2 separate regions of the Homo sapiens genome follow, and region 1 is linked to region 2. The links are chromatin loops, found by intact Hi-C in ENCODE. Cell type or tissue: heart left ventricle. All regions are shown on one strand. Each heading gives the region's core, and the rest is flanking DNA. Links, peaks and the distances in the headings are about the cores only.

Region 1 (5,381 bases), core at 64-5,063, 590 kb after region 2:
TTTTTATGACCTGTGGCTCAGGTGAGCAACTTCTCCCTTGCCCTGGATGAAGAAAGCTATGGGACAAAAGACTTGCAGCACTAAAATGGGAAAGTCCCAGGAAAACTGAGCTGAATTGGTTACTCTGCCTGTGTCCTACCCAAACCACCTCTCCACACTTTGGAGAAGGGCAAGGCCCAGAATTATGCATGGTCAGGAGGGTAGGCTGGGAGGTAGTGCCTTCAGGACCCATCATATATAACTGAAACCTTTCACCCAGAGCTGCCAGAAAAACAATTTGAGAGGTTGATTGAATTTTCTTTTTCTCGTTCTCTTTGTTCTTTTGTCTTTGTTCTCCTTGTTCTCTTTGTCCTTTCTACCATCCTTCAGTGACTTCCATTGCCTCAGAAGAAGGATCACACGGCAGAAAAGCAGACAGAACACTAGCGTGTTTCAAAAGCCAACATTGCGGACTCGCAAACACCTGAGTTTTGGGGTTTAAAAAATCTAAGATACAAAGAACTCAGTCTACATAATATATTTTACAAGCAACATGTTTTTAAAAAGGTAAAGAGCTGTGTTCATTTCCTACTGTGCCTGCAATAAATTACCACAAACTTAGTGGCTTAAAACAGTGCAAATGTATTATCTTCCAATTTGGGAGGTCAGAAGTCTCACATGGATTGCACTGGGCTGCAATCAAGATATCAGGAGGGCTGTGCTCCCTCTGGAGGGCAAATTGGAATCCCCATTTCCTGGTCTTTTTCAGCTTCTGGAGACCACCTTCATTCCTTGGCTCATGGCCTATCCCTGCATCTCCAAGTTAGCAGTGTAGCATCTTCAAATCTCTCGCTGACTCTGACCGTCATCCCATCTCCTTTCCACCCTCTGCTTCCATCGTGATGCCACTTTCTTCTCTCCGAACCTCCTCCCTCTCTTTTCTAAAGACCCTTGTGATTACATTGGGCTTACCTGGATAATCCAGGACATTTCCCCTCATGTCAAGATCTTTAATCACATCTGTAAAGTGTCATTGCCATGTAAGATAACATATTCACAGGTTCTGAGTATCAGGGTATAGACCTCTTTTTGTGGGAAGAGGAGGTCAATATTTTGTCTACCATGAAAGTCAAGCATCTTAGCCAACCTCAAATATTCTCCAAGGTGGAGGAGGGGGAGAGACAGCAGGTCACAGGGAAGGAGAGGTCCAAGGGGATCTAGAATAACAGGACTCAGGGGGGCGATGTAGACAGAGTTGGCATTTAGACCCTACCCAGCCAACTCGAAATGCCATCTGTTCCTAGTACCAGAGAGTTTCATGGGAGTCATGCCCAGGTCCACAGATGGTCCAGTCTTTAAGAGTACTATGCCCAACGCCAGTGTCCAGAAGACTTATTGATCACCCTTGCTACCGATGTCCAGCAAGAGACTTCTCCCATCAACTACAGTCAATATGGTACCCATTGACCATTCAGTAGGGGTAAGCCCATCTGGGCTCCATGGCTAAGTCAGGACCCCTATATAACTAACCCTATGTGGAAAACTTCCAGATTCAAAGGCTGAGGTTGATTAAAAGCTCCCCCAAGAACGTAGGTGGCATGCTAGACACAAAAGGAACAAGAAAAGAAAGAAGGAAAAAAGGAGAGAACAATATAAGAAAGAAAGAAAGAAGTCCTACTACCTCACGCCTCTATTTTGTCTTGGACTGAATTAAACCAGCTCAGAATCTCCCCCAGATAATGGTGAAATGATGTTTTGTCACAGCATCATTGGGTTTGTTAAATCTGAGTCTTTATAACCTCAAAAATATTAGGTTTCTTCTTCTTTTCTTAAACCCCTGCTTACTCTAACCCTTAAAACTCAGTCCTCATAATGTGCTTATGTCAGATGCCACAGTGCTAGGATGAAAAAGTAGGGAACTGTGTGAGTTAGGGGCACTGAAAGGCAAAGTAGATCAGAGAAATGTCTTAAAATTTTACAAACTATGACTCCTGGTCACTGAATTTTATTTTATCTTTTAACAAACAGAAGACAATCAGTAGAGGACACCAATGGGAATGCATCTCATGCTCAGCACACCTTGGGGAAGAAGCTCTTGGTAAGTTCAAGGTGCTATTCTCCTGTCTTTTTTTCACTGAAATAAAAATCTCAAATCAAAAGCATCTGTCCTTTTCCTTGTATATGTCAAAATGTAATTGGCAATGGTTGGGGTTTGTTGCCTTTATTGCTTTTAATAGCTATATAGCCACTGATTGCCCAAGCTGATGGTTAATTTAATTTCTGTCAATACAATATTGGGGCAGTCTGCATATTCAGACCATGATTAACTGCTGCAGGGTCCATAACACTGGTGTTATTATTACTGCATTTAACTACCTCTCGGGAGAAGACAAATTAAATTATGTTGAAAATGCTGTTGATTATCATTACGAACTTATTTGTAGAGCACAATTACTGATCTGTTGTAAAATAAATCAAATTTTTTTTATCATCTTGGTATAAATTAACTTTACTGTAGGAGAATGGAGAGTAGAGGCTGAAAGAATGTGGGCCACCTTGTATAAGTCAACAGAGCACTGAATTAAAATAATAATCACACGTGAACATAACATTATATTTTAATAACGAGCTACTTCATGACCAAGAGTGCCTCATAGATTATGGGATTTCAACAATAAAGCAGCAAGCACCATGTGTGTCATGTGCTGTTGACTCAAATGCAGGGTGAGGCCTGGGGATGAATTATTCCTGGGCTGTGACTCCAGTTCAATCTGAAATCACCACTCGAGTAAATTAAGGAAGGCGGCTTTAAGAACACAATTACATTAATAGCTTACATGTGATCATCATTTAGCTTTTGCCATTCCCTTACAATTTACTGGGTGCTATTATGCCATAATGCAAGTTAGGCCAAATCCATGGCCTAGGATCAATAAGCAATAGCCTGTCATGTTTGCATCTGCCAGGAGAGCCAAAGACACCAGGCCTGTGGGCCCAGGCCTCCTAGACTCACCGTCACATAATTAACTAACGTGAAAGCTCGGTCTCAAGTTACCCATTAAGTGCCAACAAAGGTAATACTATTGCATGCTCCTTTCTCTATTATTTTGAGCAATTTCTGCACCTTTAAATAACTAAGTGGATCAAACGATTGAGTAATTTGAATAAGAAATATATACCACAGAGCTCTTCTATTTAAATACACACGGCTGTGTGGCACAGCAGAGCGATACCCTGGGAGTTTAGCAGAATGCAGTTCAAGTCCACACCCTGCCATAGACAGTGTGATGCTGGGCAAGATGACCAATCCTGCTGGGCCTCAGTTTCCTCATTTGTAAAATGGGAATGTTTTGGCTTTGTGGTTTATCTGAGTGTGTTAATTTTCCTGTGCCGTGTAACAAATTAGCACAGACGAAGTAGCTTAAAACAATAACCATTTATTAGCTCACAGTTCTGCAGGTCAGGAGCCTGGATGGGCTCCACTGGGTTCTCCTCTTAGAGACTCAAAAGACTTACACCAAGGTGTCAGCCTTGGCCAGGGTCTTATCGAAGTTTCTAGGGAAAAATATGCTTCCAAACTATCAGAATTTAGTTCCTTGTAGTTGTAGGATTGAAGTACCCGCTGCCTTACTGACTGTCAGACCGGAACAGCTCTCAGCAACTGGAGGTTGCTTTCGGCGGCTCACCTGTGGACTTCTGCCACACCTCAGAGCCAGCAACTGAGGGTGGGATCCTTCTTGCTTGGAATCATCCTGACTTCCCCTTCTACCACCAGCTGGAGAAAACTCTGAGCTTTAATGGACCCTTAGGAATACAAAATCAATGTACAAAAATCAGCAGCATTTCTATATACCAATAAGATTCCAACAGACAGCCAAATCAAGAATACAATCCCATTTACAGTGGCCACACAAAAATTAAATACCTAGGAATATGTCTAACCAAGGAGGTGAAAGATCTCTACAAGGAGCAGCTACTATTTGCAGAACAGCGGTTATTCCAGACAGTTCAGTGGGCAATGTGATAAAGTAAGTTTTACACAAACAGTAAACTGTGATGCAGATTCTAAGGATTCCCGTTGTTCACAGGTAAACACTGAGCCCCACAGTAGAGAAGTCACCTATCCTGGGTTGCACTGCTTGTGTCAAGGCTGACACTCAAACTTCAATGTCTTGAACCACTAGCTGACTCACTGCTCATTCCCCACGATACATTTACATCAAAATCCTTCATGAGGTCATCCACCTGAGGCACAGAGTCTAATTCCCTCCAACTATGTCTTGGGAATCCTGTTTGGATTTCTGGTTCTTTCCTTAGGTAGATGTGCCCACCTCTTATTTTGCTCTTACATCAACTAAGCTGCACATGAATCCTTTCATTAATTATCAAGCACTGCATGAATATTCAACCACTTTTTGCAAAGGCTTTTATCCTCACAAGATTGGGCCAACAGCCCAGATGCTGCCCACATGAAGGTGGAGAACCAGGGCCATTGAAGTCCTCCTCACCAGGATGAGGTCTTGCATTCAGGTGATCATCTGCCATGTAACTCAAGGAGCCATCTGGATCCCTGCACTCCCATTCCCATTCTTTGTGGTGGAAAGTACTATAACACCTTTCACTGCCAATTCCAGCAATATCAAAACTAACCAAAGTTCACAAAAAGCAAATGCTAAATAAACCACACACTGAATAGAAATGTCAAGTAGAGAAGCCTGGAGTATCTTTTAATGGAGTTCTATCAAGATTTTTCAAGCACCTATTCTGTATATGACACTCTTATTATCTTGTCCCTAACCCAAGCTGAAATGTAGCCAAACCATTTGCTGGAGCTGAAACTCGGCATGCATTTCCACCCTCCACACATTTGCCCATGGTGTTCCTGCCACCTAAAGCACCACTTCCAGTATTCTTTTCAGGTGAATTACTACTCATTCTTAGAGCTCCTCCCCTGGCCCTCCCCACAGAGTAAGGATTTCCTTCACTGGGCTTCTGTGGTGGGCTCTCAGACCTGTATGATAAGTCCTGCCATATGGTATTGTCATTGTTGGATTTCTCATGCTGCGTTTCCTAAAGGCAGGCACCATATCTGCTTGTCTTATTCGAGAACCTGGCTCAGAGAAGCATTCAGTAAGTGTGTACAGAATGAAAGAATGGAAGGAGATTGGGTACCTGGGAAGTGGTCCATGCACCATAGGTTGACAATTGGCAGTATTGCTGTGCCGCTGATAAAGGCCAGAACCTAACCATGTTCAGTCATTCATTCCTCCCTCCCTTCATTCATTCATTCAACTGTATTTACTGAGCATACTCTTTGAACCAAATATGGTAGAGTGCACAGGGGAACTGATACAGTGAGGAGTGGAACTGGACCCAGGCCCTCACTTCACAGTCCAGTGGGG
Region 2 (5,381 bases), core at 287-5,286:
TCCTGCTGGTTTACCAGGTAAAATCAAAAGACCCTCATGCCAGCCAGGCGCAGTGGCTCACTCCTGTAATCCCAGAACTTTGGGAGGCCAAGGCGGGCAGATCACGAGGTCAGGAGATCGAGACCATCCTGGCCAACACGGTGAAACCCCGTCTCTACTAAAAATACAAAAAATTAGCCGGACGTGGTGGCAGGTGCCTGTAGTCCCAGCTACTTGGGAGGCTGAGGCAGGAGAATGGCGTGAACCTGGGAGGTGTAGCTTGCAGTGAGCAGAGATCCAGCCACTACACTCCAGCCTGGCCGACAGAGGGACTCCGTCTGAAAAAAAAAAAAAAAAGAGAAAAAAAGAAAAAAAAAAGGCCCTCATGCCTACTCTCACCACCTCCAAATACCCGAGTTGAAGGTAGAATGTTCTGGCCTTGAATCAGGAGAGCTATTCCAAAGCACCTGTTGTACAAGAAGCACACTTCTCAGACTTTGGCAAGAAAAAGTCTTCCTGCCCTTTTAAATAGTCTTTGTGATGGTTAATATTAAGTGTCAACTTGATTGGATTGAAGTATGCAAAGTATTATTTCTGGGCATATCTGGGTATTTCTGGGTGTTGCCAAAAGAGGTGAACATTTGAGTCAGTGGCCTGGGAGAAGAAGACCCACCCTCAGGAAGACCCACCCACAACATGGGTAGCACCATCCAGTCGGCTGCTAGTGTGGCTAGTAAAAGCAGGCATGGTTGGGCGCAGTGGCTCATGCCTGTAATCCCAGGACTTCGGGAGGTCAGGAGTTCAAGACCAGCTTGGCTAACATGGTGAAGCCTCATCTCTACAAAAATACAAAAGTTAGCCAGGCATAATGGTGGGTGCCTGTAATCCAAGCTACTCAGGAGGCTGAGGTGGGAGAATTGCTTGAACCCTGGAGATGGAGCTTGCAGTGAGCCGAGTTAGTGCCATTGCACTACAGCTTGGGTGACAGAGCAAGACTCCGTCTCAAATAAATAAATAAATAATAAAAATAAAGTAAAAACAGGCAGGAGAAATGGGAGAAGATGACTTAGATCACCTCCTGAGTCTTCCAGCCTTCATCTTTCTCCTATGATGGATACTTCCTGTCCCCGAACATCAGATTGCAAGTTCTTCAGCTTTTGGACTCTTGGACCTAGACCAGTGGTTTGCCAGGGACTCCTCTTGGGTCTTTGGCGTTGGCCACAGACTGAAGTCTGCACTGTCGGCTTCCCTACTTTTGAGGTTTGGGGACTTGAATTGAGCTACTACTGGCTTCCTTGACCCTCAACTTGCAGATGACCTGTAGTGGGACTTCACCTTGTGATCCTGTGAGTCAATTCTCTTTAATAAACTCTCTTTTGTATATACATATATCCTATTAGTTCAGTCCCTCTAGAGGACCCTGTCTAATAAAATTCTCATATGTCCCCAACATGGGTTACATGTGTCATATGTGCCATCTCCTGTCATCTGCATCACACGTGCAGATCATTGTGTGGTGCACATCATTGGCCCAATGTTCCAGGAAAAAGCTCAAATTCAGAGAGGCTAAGTAACCACACAGCTAGTGGTAAGTTTTTCACCAAGGTCAGTTGATCCTCAACTCTGCATATTTTTCAGCCTTCTGCTCTATGCATTTCTCTCCACTGGACCTCCCTCCTCAGCTTTACATTCCATCTGGTTCCACAAGCACATATTTCCCTGTGCTTCCATAACATTATTTTTTTCCCATTTTTACACCAAATTTAAACCATCGGAGACTCATGTTCTAACATTTTTTCAGACAAAGGATTTGGAATGTTTGCAAGAGCGGTGGGGATCATAGACCATCGGGTTGTGTTTCCCCAGCAGGCATTCAGGCACTTCTTCAGCCAGCCTGGTCCTTCCTCTTGAGTGGTGTCTCCTCTGCTTTTTGCCCCATGTGGTTCTCTTCCCACACTGAGTCATTCTACATCTCTAGATTCACTCTGTACTCTCCTGCCTCATGCCTTCTTTCACTCTGGTCTCTTTTTCATAATATCTACCCCTTTCCTCAGTTTCATATTCCAAATTCCACCTGTTCATTGAGGCCTACCTTAAACGGCACCTCCTCCAAGAAGCCTTTTCCTGATTTATTTAAATGCAGGAATAATTCTTCTAAGTCAGGCATTGGCAAATGATGGCCTATGGGCCAAGTCCAACCCATCATCACATGTGTTTTTAAGTAAAGGTTTCTGGAACATAGCCAGGCTCATGTATTATCTAGAGCTGCTTTCCTGCCAGTGACAAAGGTATGTAGTCAAGACAGAGATCAAATGGCCAGCAAAGCAGAAACTAAGAAACTACTTACAAGCTTCCGTCTGTTTACAGAAAAGAAAAATTGCTAATCTTTGCTATAAGCTATAAACATAAAATGATTCTGTGACTTGTGAGAAATTTTTATGGCATGATTTGAGTGCTGCTGTTGATGAAGGCTGTGTGTGTGTGTGTGTGTGTGTGTGTGTGTGTGTGTGTGTCCACCATGGGTAGGAAGCTTCCAGGCTGGACCATTCCACATTGGAGGGAGCTCAGTATTATCTGTCAGCAGTGGAAAGACTACAGGTCCTTGAATCGGAATCAAAGGCCTATTACCTGTGCAACCTGGGCACATTACTCAACCTCTCTTTTCCTCAGCTTCCTCATCTGTCTCAGTGAGGACAACATTAGCAGCTACAGAGCTGCTGTGAAGGTGAAATGAAATAATATGTTCTTTGTTCTAGCACAATGCCAGGCGCACACAGTAGGTGCTCAAACAACATGTGTTCCCTTGTAACGGTAAAGAAACTCATTCCCATTTTTCCTGCCTTTCAACCACACCAGCCCTGTAATGGCTGGCTCAACCCTGAGGCCCAGGGCCTCCTCGACATAACGTGGAAATCCTTGACATTGAACCTGAAAGGGAATGGGGTGGGGGAGGTGGAGCTGGAGCCACCTTGGCCTCAGCCCGCCAGCTCATTTCACAGTGAGCCTCCCAATCCGCTAGCTGGAGACTTCCCGTCATTAAGAGCCTGGGCTGGGTTCCAGCTGGTGCCCTGGAGAGGAGAGGTTTCTTATCCCATTACCAGCCTCCTAAGCCAGCCCGTTCCCCCCAGGATTAAGATCTTATAAACATCAGCCAGTCCTCAGGGGTGATCCGCTGAGGGCCGCCCCCATTGATTCCAGATGGAGAAGAGACTTGTTTTGAGGAACAAATGTTAACTTTCTCCTTTCAGCAAGGAAAAAAACAACAACACAACCACAAAGAACAACGCAACCTGAATGTCTCACACAAACCAGGTGTTTTTCTTCTTCTTCCCAAGACTCAAAGAATGAGAAGTTATTTTTAGGGGGCTGTGGGCTGGAAGCACCATGACGGTGTGCCTTTTGTCCTTTGGAGTCTCCACCAGGGCCAGCGCAGAGATAAGGGGTGGGGCGGGCTCTGGTGGTTTCGGGTGAAAATCTGCCATCGCGGAGAGATGCCAGCAAGCAACCAAGTGGCAATCTTTATATGGAAGCTCTGCTCTCCAAGAAAGGTTTTAGTTTGCTTAATTTTTCTCCTATGGGTTGTGCGGCAACTCTTGTCTCTATCTGGGCTTTGTAAAACCCCAGCAGACCCTGATACGATGCTGTTCTTTTCAGTGAGAGGCAAACAGCCCATCTGCTGAAGCTTCCAACATCTTCTTCTCTTTCTGATGGAGACTCTTCTAGTGTATAAGCTCAGGCCACTGTTAACATCGGGAATGGTAGTAACAGCTCTCACCTTCGAGGACAGCTTGGATTACCACCTGCACAGAGCCCCATCTCTGAGCCAAGTTATGGTTGATTTCAATTCCACGTCACATCGACAGGGATTTGTTTTCACCTCCACATATATAAATACCCCAACTCACAATTTGTAAGTCACCTGGAATTTCTAATTTTAGAAGCACTTTGAAATATTTGAAACAGCTTGGGTTGTGAATTTAGACAACATAAATGTAGGCACCTTCCAGTCACTTTCTAGCTCTGTGACTTTAAGTAGGGCACACAGCCTCTCTGAGCCACAATTCCACCAACAGCAAGTGGGACTATCAACGTCAACCTCATGTGATTGTTGTGAGCATGTACAAAAGTGTTTACAAGATCCAAAAAGCTGTCCAGAGGGTCCCTATAATTGTTGCTTTTGCTAATGAAATGAGCCATCCTGTTCCCCTGGTCCCCCATAAAAGGACAAATGAGAGATTTTTTTTTAATGCACGCAGAGTTCAGGAAAAGGCTCATTGAATAAGGAGAAATAAAATTTTCAGACATGTGAACCTCTATTTCTGTTCGAGACCAAAAGTCACCATATATATAGTCAAGTCAAGCAGGTGTGGACCACAGTGGCTGAGACAGTGTTCTGTGTATCAGGGCTTATCAGAACCTTACATGCTCTGAAGTGCATTGTGATCTCCAGCGGCCCCTTCTTCAGAGTGATTAGGCCACTGGGCTGGCTGGCTAGATGGCCTCGGGAGCTAGTTGATGGTTCACACAAATCTCAGAGATAGGCGTAGAGTGTGTTGGTAGGAAATCATAATGATAAGGAGAATAACAATGTTAATACCAGGTTTTAGAGGTTACTATGTACCAAATACTGATTCAAAAAGTTTTCACGAATTAACTCACATAACTTCACAGGCATGGCTGTCAGGGGCACCCAGGATACTGTGGGCTACAAGGCTCAAGTCTTTAGCTGGAACTGCAAATGGGCACAGCTCCCAAATCTACTAAAGTGTGGCAATTGTGAGGACAGAGGCCTGTCCCTGTTCCCTTCTTCATCTTCTGTTCTGGCCCAGGGCTGGGCCTAGGGCAGTATGCAGAAAGTGTTGACATTGTTCTGGAAGTAAGAATGAGACGGACAAGCTCCTCTTTGATATTTGCTGGGGTGGAGCCCCCATGGAGGGCTGCCTCACTGGAGGGACACCAATTCTAATTCCTCCACTGAACATTCTTCTCTGATCTGTTTCCTGAACAGTAACTTTCGTGGCACCCCACTGCTAATTCCAGCCAGCAAAATACCTTTCTTGAGTGTTTAAAATGTCTACAGTATGGTCCTACTCACTGTCTGTCCCCATTTCATTGAACACTCTTCTTTTTATTTATTTATTTATTTTTATTTTGAGATGGAGTCTCACTCTGTCACCCAGGCTGGAGTGCAGTGGTGCAATCTCAGCTCACTGCAACCTCTGCCTCCCAGGTTCAAGCGATTCTCCTGCTTCAGCCTCCTGAGTAGCTGGAATTACAGGTAATCCTGTAATCCTGGGATTATCTGGGATTAGCAGGTAACCCTGCTAATTTTTGTAATTTTAGTAGAGACAGGGTTTCACCATGTTGGCCAGGCTGGTCTCAAACTACTGACCTCTGGTGAT

The links. Peaks named below come from ENCODE experiments on the same cell type or tissue, not always from the same donor. Only the 100,000 strongest peaks of a DNase experiment are listed, where the experiment ranks them.
Region 1: it touches region 2 in a loop (4-fold over the local background); 1 of 110 quality-filtered maps calls a loop at or near these places.

The regions. Positions count from the first base shown.
Region 1 is chr14:97,342,187-97,347,567 of GRCh38, reverse strand. No RefSeq gene overlaps it. Among named protein-coding and RNA genes, the nearest start is that of LINC02325, 110 kb to the left of the region's middle. In heart left ventricle, for the core only: no CTCF peak of the experiment used is centred there; no DNase peak of the experiment used is centred there; H3K27me3 peaks cover 457 bases.
Region 2 is chr14:97,928,020-97,933,400 of GRCh38, reverse strand. All of the region lies in intron 2 of LINC01550 (long intergenic non-protein coding RNA 1550), which reads left to right. Among named protein-coding and RNA genes, the nearest start is that of LINC01550, 47 kb to the left of the region's middle. In heart left ventricle, for the core only: no CTCF peak of the experiment used is centred there; a DNase peak (open chromatin) is centred at 3,019.